3 separate regions of the Homo sapiens genome follow, and all the other regions are linked to region 2. A link is a loop called in an ENCODE intact Hi-C map of the cell type or tissue named here. Cell type or tissue: A673. All regions are shown on one strand. Links, peaks and the distances in the headings refer to the core of each region. The heading gives the core; the rest is flanking DNA.

The links. Hi-C counts contacts between places; a loop is a spot of excess contacts. Peaks named below come from ENCODE experiments on the same cell type or tissue, not always from the same donor. Only the 100,000 strongest peaks of a DNase experiment are listed, where the experiment ranks them.
Region 1: a loop joins it to region 2, with 2.9 times the contacts of the local background. A loop is called at or near these places in 2 of 110 quality-filtered maps.
Region 3: a loop joins it to region 2, with 9 times the contacts of the local background. A loop is called at or near these places in 3 of 110 quality-filtered maps.

The regions. Positions count from the first base shown.
Region 1 is chr11:38,788,424-38,793,933 of GRCh38, forward strand. No RefSeq gene overlaps it. Among named protein-coding and RNA genes, the nearest start is that of LINC01493, 140 kb to the left of the region's middle. In A673, for the core only: CTCF peaks have their summits at 3,135 (motif pointing left) and 3,336; a DNase peak (open chromatin) is centred at 3,098.
Region 2 is chr11:40,123,091-40,128,600 of GRCh38, forward strand. All of the region lies in intron 6 of LRRC4C (leucine rich repeat containing 4C), which reads right to left. Among named protein-coding and RNA genes, the nearest start is that of LRRC4C, 1.3 Mb to the right of the region's middle. In A673, for the core only: a CTCF peak has its summit at 2,246 (motif pointing left); a DNase peak (open chromatin) is centred at 2,131; H3K4me3 peaks cover 369 bases; H3K27ac peaks cover 2,171 bases.
Region 3 is chr11:39,363,217-39,368,726 of GRCh38, forward strand. No RefSeq gene overlaps it. Among named protein-coding and RNA genes, the nearest start is that of LINC01493, 720 kb to the left of the region's middle. In A673, for the core only: a CTCF peak has its summit at 2,860; a DNase peak (open chromatin) is centred at 2,825; H3K27ac peaks cover 2,297 bases.

The DNA.
Region 1 (5,510 bases), core at 875-4,874, 1.3 Mb before region 2:
AATGTGGCATAAGTGCAACTGAACATTTCATCCCCTGCTCTTTTGTTTCCATAAAGACAAACTGTGAGAGTCCCATCTTAATATCCTCCTACTGCTGATAAACACATTTCCTTTATCCACTTATATTTCTAGTGATGTTTTAGCAGCCCAGCAATATTTTTGTGCTCTCCAAAGATTGTTACTGTAGGCAACTGCCCTATTGGCTTGCACCTAATGCTACTCAGCCAGCAACCACTGGCCACAGACATATGCCTTCAGAAGCTGGAGCAGTCATGGACTAAAGCCCAAGGATTGTTCAGTTTGGAAAAAAAAAAAAAACAGTATTTCTTTGAAGTTATGATTTCTAAAAAGCTCTGCAATCTGGGCCATCCCCAGGGAGAATAAATGCTTTGTTCCTTATGTAGCACCCTCAAACTGTAGGCCTATTCTTATAAATACACTTACATCTAGCCCAGTCATACATTAAGCAATAACTATGGCATGAGAAAAACAAATTTGAGAATATCAGGAAATAAATATTCCATGCCTGGGCTGTACTGTAAAGTTTTTTATTTAGACTTGTTCCTACCAGATTCAGAACGAATAAGTTGGGTGGGTGTGAGGGATGGCTAGAGGAGGTTATTGTATTATACTGCAATAGTACTAACATAGATATAGATATAGATATAGATATAAATATAGATATATAGAGATAGATATCTTACTACCTAAGTATGTTCACATATCTAAGATCCATATGCATTTTATTCTAAAGTATCAAACAATATGATGTATATGACACTGACATTGATTGTGGGGATTTATCAGAGTTTGTGTGCAAAGAATTTGAGCTTTCAAACCCCAAGGCTGAGAAAAGATAATAGTTTCTTAAAAGCTTATCTAGGTAAAACTCATGTTGTATTTTAATATATTCAAAGAATTCAAGTCTTATTAGACTTTTAAGAATAAAACTCTTTTTTAAATCTTTTAATAGCTTTTGTTTTAATGGAATCTGATCAGCATTTGTTGATCCGAATCCTCATCCATTATTTTAGATCATAATCTTGCTAATCTTTTAGACTATTTTCAAACAATAGCAAAATAATAACTCTTATACAAACACAAGATAAACATATGTCAAAGATGCTATGTCAATAACGAATGAGGAAGCCAGGCATGGTGGCTCATGCCTGTAGTCTCAACTATCAGGAGGCTAAGGCTGAGCCCAGAAGGCAGAGGCTACAATGAGCCGTGACTGTACCACCACCCACCAGCCTGGGCTACAGAGTGAGATCCTGTCTCAAAAAAAATGAAATAAAATAAAAGTAAAAAAATAAAAAAGAAGCTCCTTCCAAATAATAATAAAATAAGGGTGGAAACCATTACAACCATTTCAAAAGAGAATTTCAAGAAGCACACGTACCTATGAAATAAGAAATTCTGGATTAAGAAAATATGGCACATATACACCATGGAATACTATGCAGTCATAAAAAATGATGAGTTCATGTCCTTTGTAGGGACATGGATGAAGTTGGAAACCATCATTCTCAGCAAACTATCACAAGGACAAAAAACCAAACACCGCATGTTCTCACTCACAGGTGGGAATTGAACAATGAGAACACATGGACACAGGAAGGGGAACATCACACACCGGGGCCTGTTTTGGGGTGGCGGCGGGGAGGGATAGCATTAGGAGATATACCTAATGTTAAATGATGAGTTACTGGGTTCAGCACACCAACATGGCACATGTATGCATATTGTAACTAACCTGCACGTTGTGCACATGTACCCTAAAACTTAAAGTATAATAATAAAAAAAGAAATTCTGAAAATGAATTTACAAAGTTTTTTAAAGGCCCATCTACAGGACAATAATCAATTTCATTCCTTAGGTACAATTAATTGGGATTTATAGAAAAAAATCATTTGCATTTTTTTACAGTTTACTTGGTTTCAAAATAGCTCAAAGACAATCAAAGATGTAAATAACCTGAATGAGTAATCTAGACAACACACCCATTATTTTTTTCCTCATTTTAAAGGCTCCCCAAATTTTTCTTGATGTTTTCTAAGGCCAAGACTGTATTTGGAGTTTCACATTAATTATTTATTAAAGTTTCTAAATTTTTATGTTGATATTTCTAAATATAAGAAACAAGGGGCCAGGCGTGGTGGCTCATGCCTGTAATCCCAGCACTTTGGGAGGCTGAGGCGGGTGGATCACCTGAGGTCAGGAGTTCAAGACCAGGCTGACCATGGTGAAACCCTGTCTCTACTAAAAATACAAAAAAATTAGCCAGGTGTGCTGGCTGGCTCCTGTAGTCCCAGCTACTGGGGAGGCTGAGGCAGGAGAATTGCTTGAACCCGGGAGCAGGAGGTTAAAAAAAAAAAAAGAAAGAACAGAAAAGAAAAGAAGAAAGAAGGTTCATTTAATCTCATTGGCCCTTATGGAAAAATAATATCAATTACTCTATATAAATTTTAATATATTCTTGTGCATTATTTTACTAAGGAATTCCCTACCAGAACATTATAGTAAGCTATTTATTAATTGTAAGTGTAATTGTAACATAAAATTTGAATAAAAGTGAAATATTAACAATGTTTAAAATGTTCTAACAGATTAACAAATACAACAATAAGTTCTTTACACTAGTGATAATATAGCAAAATTTAATATTTTTACATTTGAGGGGATAACAATTTTTAAGAAAAATTTGAATTTTAAAAATATTAATAGATGTCATAATCAGCTTATATAAATATTTTTTAAACTGATAGAAATAAATATAAGCAACTATGTAATATTTTAAAAACTGAGGCTGCATATGTATGAGGGTTTATGTGTCTCCTGAAGAGAACAGGAATCTGAGCTTCAGTAACTGCTTCCAGTGTTTCATTCTTTCCTGCAAAACTCTGAATATTAACAGAAATGCAAAAAAGTGGCTTTATGTCTCACTATGAAGAATACAGTGATGTCAAGATGTCAGATCCTCAGATCAGATTTTATATGTATACATTAAACAGCGAAACAAGTTCAGATTGACATTAGCCTGAAGTAAAATTTATCTCATGGCATCCCTTGTCCAGATCAGCCCTGGACCAGTTGTACATCAATATGTGCAATGAGGGCACCCCCTAGTGGTTAGATACTAAAGCAGCTTTTCAACTGACACTTCATGTATATAAAGACAAAAACAGTAATTTAAGAGAAAAACTATCAAAATAGATGCACTATGCAGAGTGATACATTTTAAAATAAGAATAGAAGTAAAAAGAAGAAAAGTCTTCTCAGCGTCCCCACTGTCCTCATTCCCCAAGCTGTTCCCACTAGCTGGGTGCCCAGAGGTGGTCCCCATCTAGAGATTTTTTTATTTGTCTTTCTTTTTGTTTTGTGTTTTTGGTTTTCCCCAGTGGTCACAGTTATCCTACACTCATACGTTATCTTTGATGTCCTCAACTTTATGCAGCATTCAATTCCTGATGTGAAATCTTTGGTTTAAAAGAAACAAAAATCTTTGCGTATGGAGTGTTTTTTTCTTGCTAGAGCTATTGTTATTTAAAAAAATATGTTTCCTGCTCTAAGTTTGCTGTAGATTCTTACAAAGTTCTTTTCTGTTTCTTGAAAGAGAGGATCAGATTCATTAAGAATCATATTCCAGTACTCACTTTTTAAGATACATTATGTACAGGGAAAGGGACAGACAACACCATCTAGGGTTCTACTGCTGTTCTTAAATGTTAAAATAAGAAAGACCACCCTCTGTATCTATTGTCTATTGTCTCCAAATGGGTGGTATCTTGACATTTTCCCTGTAAAGGCTCATAACTGCTTTGAGCGTCTTCTGTGATAATGTGCCATTCAATGTGTGTGTACGTCTGCGCATCAATATATTACCATTTGCTTCCTACCATTCAAAATTACCTGGAACTTATATTTATTTCCAGTGTTCTTCGTTTTATTTTCCTAATTTTAACTGGAAGTTTGAACCAAAAGCTAGGGCAATACAAACACAGCACACTTTTTAAAATGAATTACTTTTTCTGTCAAATTTGACATTGAGGAATTAATAGTCTTATTTAAATCAAAAGTTTAGATGTCACAGTTAAAATGATCTAGTCTATGTTTTTATATCTTGATTAGTAAATTAAACATCAATTATCTTTATTCTGAAAATAATTTTTAAATGATTATACGAACATGTGATTCAAAGGGCTTTCATGTAGGAGAAATAAGATTATCCCTAAAGAGCCTAGCTGAGTAGCAAAGACATAATGAATGTTTATCACATACGATTTTTCTTCATACACTTTTAGTTGTGTTTTCTTTAATCAGCTCTTCATACCATTTCAATTTTGTAATATGAGTCATTTGACAGAAGAAAAGTACGTGACATATGGGAAGTTGGATTGGAAAGAAAAATAGGTCTTAAAAAATTGTGGTGAAAATATCCTGCTTTTGCACATTTTTCAAAGACTCTTGGCCATGAGAACATGTTGATAGGGAATCTCTTAGGGTCAAGATGAGTGAGGGTGATCTGAAGCATTATGTTCAGTTCTTTAATTATAAATACATGCCTACTGATCTGGTTCATAAGATAGGAGAAAATTTGGTAAACGTATATTGTTCCATGCATGCTACTGATTATACAAGTTATAAAATTAGCATTAGTTGCTGTGTCCTTAAAAATACTTGGATAAAGGTAGCAATAAAAGATAAGATTAATAACATGAATAATAAATATTTTATTATTCAATGTGTAAAAATTGATAGATAATAGTTGCATTCATTATTGCTGACCTCCTTCACCTTATATATGTTTGAGATAAAAGATCACTTAGTAAAAATCATTTCAACAAAATCTCACAATAGTTATCCTATGTGGTCATTTACAAACTTCCAAATGGAAGACTCAGGCAAAACATAAAGCAAAAATTATCTCAAGTAATCTTACAAGAAGGCTATTGAATTTTGATGTTTTGCTTAAAAATCATGTTCAAGAACCTTGTCCTTAAGCACTTCATCAAATCAAGAAAATGGAGACAATTTCATCACTAATTTTTAGCAGTTTTCAGTCAATACTTGAGGTATATAGTAATGAGCTATAATCTTTGTGTTTGACTCTTGAAGCTTCAGGTTCTTTGATGTTTCCAAGTCTTCCAACACAGCTAGTGTGTTTGTCTAGTTCTCTTGGAAGTTGTCCTTTATTTTAAAAATCATTTTAGTAAGTCAGTTAATATTATTCTGTTCCTACATAATTGAAACAGTCAGGTTTTTCTCCTTACCCCACCCTGGTGTTCTAAAAATAGGGCAATTGCATATGCTAGCTTATTTCTTTTTTTAAAACCAATCAACTTCAGTATGTAATAAAAATATTTCTATTTGAATTACAATAGTTAAAAAAAACAAAGCAAATGGTTCAGTATTTAATATTATTTTCCTCCAATGTAATTGTGCTATTTTATTGTAAGGTTCAGGTTTTCTATTAGACATTATGATAAGTGCAATTTTGAAAACCAAA
Region 2 (5,510 bases), core at 622-4,621:
AGATAGTAATTATTTCAGGCTTTATGAGCCATATGATCTCTTGTTGCAACTACTCAGTTATGCCACTGTAGCAGCCATAGACAAAAGGTATATAAATGGGCATGGCTGTGCTCCAATAATACTATTTATAGTATAAAATGATATTTTTGGAAATTGTAGCTAGAGCAATCAGACATGACAAATAAAGGACATCTTGGAAAAGAAGAGGTCAAATTATCTTTGTTTGCAGATGATATGATCTTATATTTGGAAAACCCTAAGGACTCTACCAAAAAACTGTTAGAACTGATAAATTCAGTAAAGTTGCAGAATACAAAATCAACATACAAAAATAAGTAGCATTTCTAAATACCAATCGCAAACAATCTGAAAAAAGAAATCAAGAAATTAATCCCATTTACTATAGCTATAAATACAATAAAATACTTAGGAATTAAATAACTGAAAGATCTCTACAGTGAAAACTATAGAACATTAATGAAAGAAGAAATTGGATCAGACACGCAAAAAATGGAAAGATATTCCATGCTCATGGATTAGAAGAAACAATAGGATTAAAATGTCCATATTACACTAAGCAATCTACAGATTCAATGCAATCCCTGTCAAAATACCAAAGACATTCTTCACAGAAATAGAAAAAAAAATCTTAAAATGTATATGAGACCACAAAAGACCCAGAATAGCCAAAGCTATCCTGAACAAAAAGAACAAAACTGGAGGAATCTCATTACCTAACTTCAAATTATACTACAGAGCTATAGTAACCAAAACAGCATGGTACTGGCATAAAAGCAGACACATACACCAATGGAACATAATAGAGAATCCAGAAACAAATCCATACATCTACAGTGAACTCATTTTTGACAAAGGTGCCAAGAACATACACTGGAGAAAGGACAGTCTCTTTAATAAATGGTGCTGAGAAAACTGTATGTCTATATGCAGAAGAAGAAAACTAGACCTCTATCTCTGGTCGTGTAAAAAAATCAAAATGGATTAAAGACTTAAATAGACATTGTAATGAGATATCATCTCACTCAAGTTAAAAGGGCTTTTATCCAAAAACAGTAACAAATGCTGGTGAGGATGTGGGAAAAAGGGAACTCTCAAAATGTAAATTAGTATAACCACTATGGAATACACTTTGGAAGTTCTTCAAAAAACTAAAAATATAACTATAATATAATCCAGCAGTTCCACTGCTAGGCATATATTCCCTAAAAAAGGAAATCAATATATGGAAGAAATATCTGCACTCCCATGTTTATTGCAGCACTATTCATAATATCAAAGATTTGGAAGCAACCTAAGTGTCCATCAACAGATAAATGAATTTTTAAAATGTGGTACATATATACAATGAAGTTCTATTCAGCTGTAAAAAAGAATGAGAAACTATCACTTGCAACAACATGGATGGAGCTGGAGGTCATTCTGTTAAGTGAAACAAGCCAAGCACAGAAAGACAAATTTCATATGTTCTCACTTATCTGTGAGAGCTAAAAAGTAAAACAATTGACTAATGGAGATAGAGAGCAGAATGATGGTTATCAGAGACTGGGAAGCATAGTTGGATGTGGGGAGGCAAAGGAGGGATGGTTAGTGGGTATAAAAATATGGTTAGACACAATTAATATGATCTATTTGATAGCACAATAGGATGACTACAGTCAACAATAATTTACTGTACATTTTAAAATAACTAAAATAGTAAAATTGTTGTAACACAAAGGATAAATGCTTGAGGTCATGGGTGCCCCATTTATCCTAATGTGATTATTACGCATTGTATGCCTGTATCAAAGTATCTTATGTATCCCATAAATATATACACCTACTATGTACCCACAATAATTAAACTTTTTAAAAAAAGAATATATATATATATAAATAAATTCTATTTCCTAACCATTTAAAAATTCACAAACATTCTTAGCTCACAGGGCACACACAAAAAAGTAGCAGGTTGTCTTGCAGATTATAGTTAGCTAAGCTCATGTCTAAGCAAAGATTGATAGTACCATTCCTGCTTTCAGAGACTAATGAGGTCTGAACATGTGACACAATTTGGCTAATAAGATGTGAGGGGAAGTCAGCTGAGGGATTTCAGGAATTTTTTTCTCCCACTAATAAGAAGAAAAACATGGGGAAGAAATAATTCTTTGTTCTGTTTCTAGATATCGTTGAGGGTAAAAGATGCCTAGAGCTGCTGCAGCCATCTTGTGGCCAAGAGGGGAGGCAGCCTGAGGACAAAGCTGATAAGAAAGAAAAAATGAAAAAATGGAAAGAACTTATATCTTTGATATTTGTGATAAGCAGCTGAATTAATGAACCCTGTAACTGTTTTTCCTCTGGACTTCTTATTATGTAAAATAATATATTACAGTATAAACAGTTATTATTTTTCTGGTTACATGCAGCCAAACCTATCCTCACACGTTTATGTTCATTTCTTCTCTCTCTCTCTCTCTCCTTATTTCCTCAGCCAATAGCAAAGAAGAGGGGAACATTTTATTATTTTATTTTCCTATACCTTTATAAATATGAGACCTTTCAAAGGAAACAAGTTAAGGTAAAGCAACATGATATCCTTATAAGAAAGGTCTGAAGCTCATCCCACATCATGCTAAGAAGGATTTCTACTGCAAAATCATTTATCTGGACATCTCTGGGTTTTAAAGAATGCTAGAATACACAGGAGAAAAAACAAAGCAACGAATTAAATAACACCATTACCAAAGGTAACACACTTCTTCAAGTTTATTTCATAAATATTTCCTAATATAGATCATTTATTTTCCCATTTTTAACCCAATCTTGCAAATCTTGAGCTTTCTCCACCCCTTATGCAGGAGTATGTAGTTCTGTAGATTTTCAGGGAAAAGAATTTTTTTTGTAAATATGCCCAGGGCTGAATCAGTAGGTAAATGTAATGGAAATGCTACAACATTTAAATGGCTATAACCCAGTGAATCAACCTGTCAAGTTAACAAGCAGCTGTTTGGCTAAACACACTGACTCTGCAATGTTTCTAGAAAATGCTAAAATTTCAGAAGTTGAGATTTACGAAAAAAAAAAAAACCCACCTGACTCTGCATTTTCATTCTTCTAGAAGACTTATTTGGCTTACAGTGGAAGAATGTATAATATATTCTTAGGGTTTATGTTTCTCTGTAGTCAGGACGTCTCACCTAATGATATTATAATGTTGTCACTAGTGTTGTGACTATATGTTACTAGTGATAACATTACCATATCATTAGGTGAGATGTTCTGACTACAGAGAACTATGTACTAGAAAAGTAAAACAACAACAACAATGTGGCTGCCACCAACATGGGGTCATGTGCTGGAGTGTATAATAAGGATTGTAAGAGAGGTAAATTACCTATGTCTTCAAGAACTTTCCAATCTTGGAGGTATAAAACAAATTATAGACATATATCAAAAATTTAAAAATGTACATATATGCATATAGGTACTAGTGTAAATCAATACATTCAATATTTACATGCCATAAAGAATTACCAGAGATTAATGTAGGCATAGCTAATCAGAGAATGCTTTAAGAAGAGAATTTGGGGACGGGCGTGGTGGCTCACATCTGTAATCCCAGCACTTTGGGAGGTCAGGGTGGGCAAATCACCTGAGGTGGGGAGTTCAAGACCAGCCTGACCAACATGGAGGAACCCCATCTCTACTAAAAATACAAAATTAACCAGGTGTGTTGATGCATCCCTGTAATCCCAGCTACTCGGGAGGCTGAGGCAGGAGAATAGCTTGAACCCAGGAGGTGGAGGTTGCAGTGAGCTGAGATGGCACCATTGCACTCCAGCCTGGGTGACAGAGCGAAACTTTGTCTCAAAAAAAAAAAATAAATAAAAAGAAGAAGAGAATTTGGGGCCAGGTGTAGTGGCTCACGCCTATAATCCCAGCACTTTGGAAGCCAAGGTGGGCAGATCATGAGGTTAAGAGATCGAGACCATCCTGGTGAACATGGTGAAACCCCGTCTCTACTAAAAATACAAAAAGTAGCTGGGCATGGTGGTGGGCACCTGTAATCCCAGCTACTCCGGAGGCTGAGGCAGGAAAATCGCTTGAACCGGGAGGCGGAGGTTACAGTCAGCCAAGATTGTGCCACTGCACTCAAGCTGGGCAACAGAACTAGACTCCATCTCAAAAAAAGCAAAAAAAAAAATATAGAGATTTGGAATTTTATGCAGGTCTTTAAAGGAATATAGATTGGCATGGAGGCGGGGCAGTGTTGGAGGAGGTAGGAGCTTACTTATGAAAGCAGAGGAGTAGGAGCACAAAATAATAAGAAAACTGTCTTAATGGAAGTAAAGGACTTACACTATAGAAGTTAGTTAAACTAGCCCAATTGAGGGGCACTGCAAGCCTAACAAAAAAGTTTGAATGTATTTTAATAAAAAAAAACTTAGAAACTTGAGGCTTTTAAGCAGGAGAGGGAATGATGAGAATATTGTTTTGGAAAGTTTCTGCTCTTGTCCCTAAAGGAAATTGCAGAGAAGACTTTGATGAGAAAGTAAATGACTTTAATAATCGACGTCCCTAGTATTGCTTTAGAATGAATGGAACCGATCTCCAATCTGATTATCTGACTACTGAGATGTGTATAGTTCAAATTAATACGCCCCAGTTAAAATCCTGTTGAGCATGAAATACCAATGAAGAGAAAATTAGCTTCTGCATATGGTCACGTTAGAAAATATCAGGGTACACAAAAAGAGCAGTGTATCATTTTGGAATCTCTGATCTGCAAGTCAGGAAAAGAGGCATCTTTGATATCTAGAGTGGCTCATGTCCATGCTGCAGATTGCACACAAAGGACTACTAAACACACATTTAGTTTTAGTCCTCTTTCTAATTTGAAACAATGCTGAAGCACAAAAAGAATGCCCAATCTACAATAGTAAGACCCAGCAAAACAAAAACCAGCTTTAGAGTAAAATGCCCCGGAGGGTTGGTTTGGTATTCCTGACTGTTTGATCTTTGGTAAATTGGCCTTCTCCGAGCTGCACCTTCCTAAGTAGGAATGATGATAACAATACAATAAATAGACATTGTGAGGATTACACGAATTAAATGGCATAGTGTACACTGAAAGCGAATCCCCAAACTTGCCCCTGAACCTCCATAAAAGCCGCTACCATGTGACCAGTTGCACAAGGCAAAATTGTTAAACTCTTCTTTGACTTTTCTTTTTCTGTATTCACCTGCAGCCCAGCACTATTCTGATTCAACCTTAAAACATAATGTGGGTCTGTCTACTTTTCCTCATTGTCTCTTTCTAGATTATATGTTATCTTCATTTCCAACTTGAACCTCTTAAACACACTGCCATCAATTTCCCTACTTTGGTTAACTGCATTATGACAATTCATTCTTTTTAGAGTATTTAGATTGAATTTTTAAATTAAAAATATGTTCATGCTATTCTTTTAGTTGAAACACCCCTATTAGCTCCATACCTTTTTAGAACA
Region 3 (5,510 bases), core at 875-4,874, 760 kb before region 2:
TTTTGCTAAAGAGGGTTCTGAGGAGCTCCTCTCCTCTTGCTCTCATTTGAAAGTAGAATCTCATATATATGTATACACACACACACATACATATATATACACATATATACATATATTTAACTTTAGATTTCTCAATGTTATTTTATGTTTATCCCTGATGAAGACTATACAAAATAAGAGTAATGACAATAGTAACAGCAAATTATTATAGGGACATAATTAATTTGTCTATATTCTTCTGAAGATTTGAGTCTTAATTCTGCTGAAATTAACTGTCAATAGACAGATTAATGGGCCGAAATGTACACATATTTATTTACGTGCATGGAGACACAGAAAATATAAATCTCAAAGAAGAACCAGATTTATTAATAGTACTTCCTTTGTACAAGAAAAGGAGATGGGGGAATAAGCAATTTAAGAGCTAGTAAATGATTTTCAGAACTGTTGATTCGGCCCAAAGGAAGAAACTGTAGTTTGTAAATGATTCTCTTTGAAACTGAATGGAATCTAAGAACAGACTGTAGCTTGGGACAAAGTCTGTCTAGGTGTGGTGACATTCCTCAGTCATCCTGAGATGAGTTTAATCTTCCCTGATTAATGAAATTCCACAGATGGCATCAAAGGCAATTGTGTTTCTTCTGAAGGAGCTTCAGATAAGGGAACTTCAGAGTTCCTTCCACCCTGTTCTTAGGAGAAACAGGAGAAAGTCAGAAAGTCCTTGGTCCTGAGCCTGTTTCTAAAGCCTTTTCATTTCCTTCAGTTTGAAGTGCTTAGCATGCCAAAGCCTCATACTTTGAGGTATCTTTTTTTGAGCCTCAACATAATATTTTTGAGCACTGTCTAGATGCAACACTATGCTTTTTTTCTTTTATGGACACTATTTAATAGTGTTAAAATATTAATTAAAATACTTTAATAATGTCTACAGAAGAAATAGAAATATTTTATCCCTTTATTACCGATAAGGAAACAGGGTGAGAAAGTCTTTAGCAGATTCATTCAAGAATATATGGCAGAATCAGGCATTCTACTCAAGTCTCTCACATAAAACCCCTTATAATGTAATGTATAATGTAAACAATTATGTGACTTATAGACAAATGTTATTAAGAAAAACAGAGTCACGTATTCTATCTAAATTTCTAGCTATTAAATAATAAAATTAGATTTTGATTCATGAAATCAATATTTGGACCATTTTTCTAGAGTACTTTCACCCAAATTATAATTGCTATAAATTTATACAAATTATAATTGTATAGATGTGTGCCTTTTAAAAATATAAGTGTTATAATCTATGTTTTTGGGTTGTATACAAATAGTCGACCGTGCCCGGCCGCCTATAAATGTTAATATCGTATCTTGGTCGGGTGCAGTGGCTCAAGCCTGTAATCTCAACACTTTGGGAGGCCGAGGCGGGCGGATCACCTGAGGTCAGGAGTTTGAGACCAGCCTGACCAATATGGTGAAACCTCGTCTCTACTAAAAAAAAAAAAATAATACAAAAATTAGCCATGCTTGGTGGCGGGAGCCTGTAATCCTAGCTACTCAGGAGGCTGAAGCACGAGAATTGCTTGAACCCGGGAGGCGGGGGTTGCAGTGAGCCGAGATAGTGCCACTGCACTCCAGCATGGGTGCCAGAGTAAGAATTTGATTCAAAAAGAAAAATCTTAATATCACATCTTTTTTTTTTTTTTTTTTTTTTTTTTGAGATGGAGTCTCGCTCTGTCACCCAGGCTGGAGTGCAGTGGCGCAATCTCGGCTCACTGCAAGCTCTGCTCCCGGGTTCACGCCATTCTCCTGCCTCAGCCTCCCGAGTAGCTGGGATTGCAGGCGCCCAACACCACGCCCGGCTAATTTTTTGTATTTTTAGTAGAGACAGGGTTTCACCGTGTTAGCCAGGATGGTCTTGATCTCCTGACCTCGTAATCCTCCCGCCTTGGCCTCCCAAAGTGCTGGGATTACAGGCGTGAGCTACCGCGCCTGCCCAATATCATATCTTAATATTCATTATTTTTTATGTTTTATCCTTAAAAGTAAAGATTATAAGAATACACAACCAATTCTTAACAAAATTTCAAAACTAAAATGGCAGCAAAAAAACACAAAGAAATAAAAACAAAAACAAACATTCCAAATGGGAAAGAGGAATTAAAAACGTCTGTCTTAGACACAAAAAACAAGCAAATACAATAAAACTGGGAAAGGAAATGAGAGTTAAAGAAAAATTACAATAAAGCGTGATCTTTTTTATGGAGGGGTTAATATATGAAAAGAGGTTGGAAACAGCTCTGATGGTTAGGTTCACTCACTCGTTCTTTAAGAAAATATAAAGTTTTTATGATATGGCAGCTATATTAGGAATTAGAGCATGAGGAATACAATGTTTCCTTCTCTAAGGAGCTCATCTTCCAATGAAGGATAAAGGCACAATTAATGGTATATTTTGTATTCACAGGTGACCGCTCTGGTATATGTATGATACTATGGAAACAGAAAAGAAAGAGCACAGACAAGATGCATGATGATGAGGGGAGAGTTTAGAAGAAAGGGCTAGCAGTAGACATACTGCTCAAGTTGATGAGAAGATAGAGGAGGGATTTCCCAACCTGAGAGAGCACATTTTGAAAAAGAATAGGGACCTAAGAGAGAATGAGATATTAAGGCATCCATAAGTAGCTTACTGTGGCTGAAGCACCAAATTAAATATAGGTGAGTGATTGGAGAGAAATGTTGAAGAGATAAGAAGGAGGGCCCAGCATATTTGTCTGGAGACCTGGAAATCTGAGTCATCTTGAGGAATGAGCTCAAAGCAGAGGGAAGAGTGCCATCTATTGAATCTCTGCTACTGAATGCTGTAGGCTGTCTAAATCTTTCACTTTGCAAGTAGTCTGATCTTCCCAATGTCCTAAAAGCCTAGCAGCCTAGAATTTTGTTAACTAAAGGTAGATGCTTTACTTATGGCCATTCTTTATGACCCATATTTATGTGGCTGTTTTGCAAACTCTCACTTTATGAATAAGTATACCACAGTTGAGAAACTCCCCACGGTTTCACATCAATAGACAGTTATATATCTTTTTCCTTTTTTTTTTTTTTTGACAGTGGCACAAAAATTTCTGTCTTCACAGAAAAAGTTGGTATTTTTTAAAGTGCCTGCTTATTTTGTAAGCCGATTCAGGGTTGAACTTTTAAACCTGCTGGAGACATCATACATCTCTTGTAGATTTCACTTATGCTTGATATCATTACAAAGTCATTTTGAGTTTGTTCCCATGATTCACTTTGAAAGGTAGGATACTTTTTATAGTACTTTAAATTATTTTTCTAAGATATTTAGAGAGAGAAAGAGACAGAATTTTGTCACTATAATCAGAAACATCAGACATTGTTCTCACCTCTCATTTTTTCACAAGTGTCAATCTTCTGCCATGAAAATAACACATATTGTGCATGAATTCAAAAAACAAACTTAATAATGGCATTATTATTAATGCTATTGTTATCATAGAGGTAGTCATACTAGTTATTATAGAGTAGTGAAGCTGGTAGATTTGGGATGGGATTAGACATTCTGATGGATGAATACATACAAGAAAAATGTAATGACGTGAAAAGCCAAAACACAGCTCTAATCAATTTGCCACTGTTGTGAACAGATTTCTGCTGGACAGTTTAAAGCAGCCTCCTAAACAAAAAGATACATCTGAAAAGTTAAGCATAATGTATTCTCAAAGCCTCTTTTAATGAAAAGTGTACTTGTTTTGCATTGCTCTGAAAACATTAAAGGTAACAGTCAGTAGATTACGTTTCCAGGAGTGTGGCATTCTTATGGACCTATTTTTTCTTTCTTCTCTTTCTTTTCTGTCTTTATCTTTCTGTCTTTCCTTTCTTTTCCCTCCCTCCCTTCCTTCCTTCCTCTGATAGGGCCTTGCTCTATGCCTCAGGATGGAGTGTGGTGGCACAATGCAGCTCACTGCAAACTCAGACTCCTGGGCTCAAGTGATCCTCCTGCCTCAGTCTTCCAAATAGCTGAAATTGCAGGTGCATGCTACCACACCCAGTTTATTTTTTAGTTTTGTTTCATTATGTGGCCCAGGCTGTTCTCAACCTCCTGTCCTCAAGCAGTCCTCCCACCTCAGCCTCCCAGAGTGCTAGGATTATAGGCGTGAGCCATTGTATCTAGTCTATACTACTACTTTATGAAAGCACTTGAACACTTGATTCTGAGGTCTTTATTCTACCAATTTTCAAAGCTTGTCTACAGAATACACTTTGATGGTGATTCTGCAAAATTAAATCATCATTGACAATTCAGAAGACGCAAGAACATCTTTTTTTCCCTAAATGTTTAATTGAAAATAGGCACTTTGAAAAAGTTACTTCAAAATGTTGATATACATACATTATCTTAAAGGGCTTCTTATTGCCTATATGGTAAATGCTAAAAGCCTTAGCAAACTACTGTAAGCAACTCCACTATCTGACAAACAGGAAGCATCAGTTTATCGTGGTTTCCAGCGACTTATCTATATGAAGCCACAAGTCTTATCAGGATGGTGTCTTCACTGTCTTTTACATTCACTCTTATTTATGCTTCTCTTTGACTATCTAAAATGGTATTCCTCCATATCTTTCTAATTATATGGGCCTGTGCTACAATTATTTATCTGTCTACCTATTTATCATGTAACTACCTATGTATTAAGTGCTGATACAAGTTGTATCTCCTCTTTGAATCCTTTTTTACAACTGTCTTTTCTAAACAACCATGGCATTTATCATTGGTATTCCTATTCTTTCTTGCTTACATCCCTTTATTCATTGACTCAAAAATAATGGTAATATAACTCCCATAGGTAACAGGTTCTTAAAACATATAAATAAAATTTGTGTGAACTGTAATTTGTTCCCAGCATCTGGAGGGCATTAATTGGTTTTTGTAGAAGACATTCAATATAATTTTTAGCACAAAACTTTGAACATATTAATCAGCAAATATTTATGTAAAATTTAAAAAATTTTTTTCTTTCCATTTTGAAATCTGAATGTGTGAAACTTTGCAGAATGATGTGTGGTAATTCTAACAGTTCTTATGTCATATAGACTAATTTTAATCTTACTCATAACCAAGGTATTCATTATGGCAAGCTATATTTTGGCAGCATAAAAAAACACCAAATATAATACTTCAAACTCAAATGATTTTTATTCTTCACTCATGTAACATTCCAAAATAGATATTATTAGCATAAACAGAGGATAAAGGGTAGTATAGATGTTTCTGCTCCATGTACCTTGGGAAATTAAGTATTTTCATCACATGCCTAAGTAAGTGGCACACTCCATCTTAGACAGCTAGAAGAGGAAATGACAGTGAGGAACTCAGTGGGAGGTTTGTATGAGTTAGGCCTAAAAGCAACACCTATTATTCCCATTCACAATTCCTTGACTAGAATTCAATCAAATGGCTATACATAACTCTGAAGGAGCATAATAAATATAAT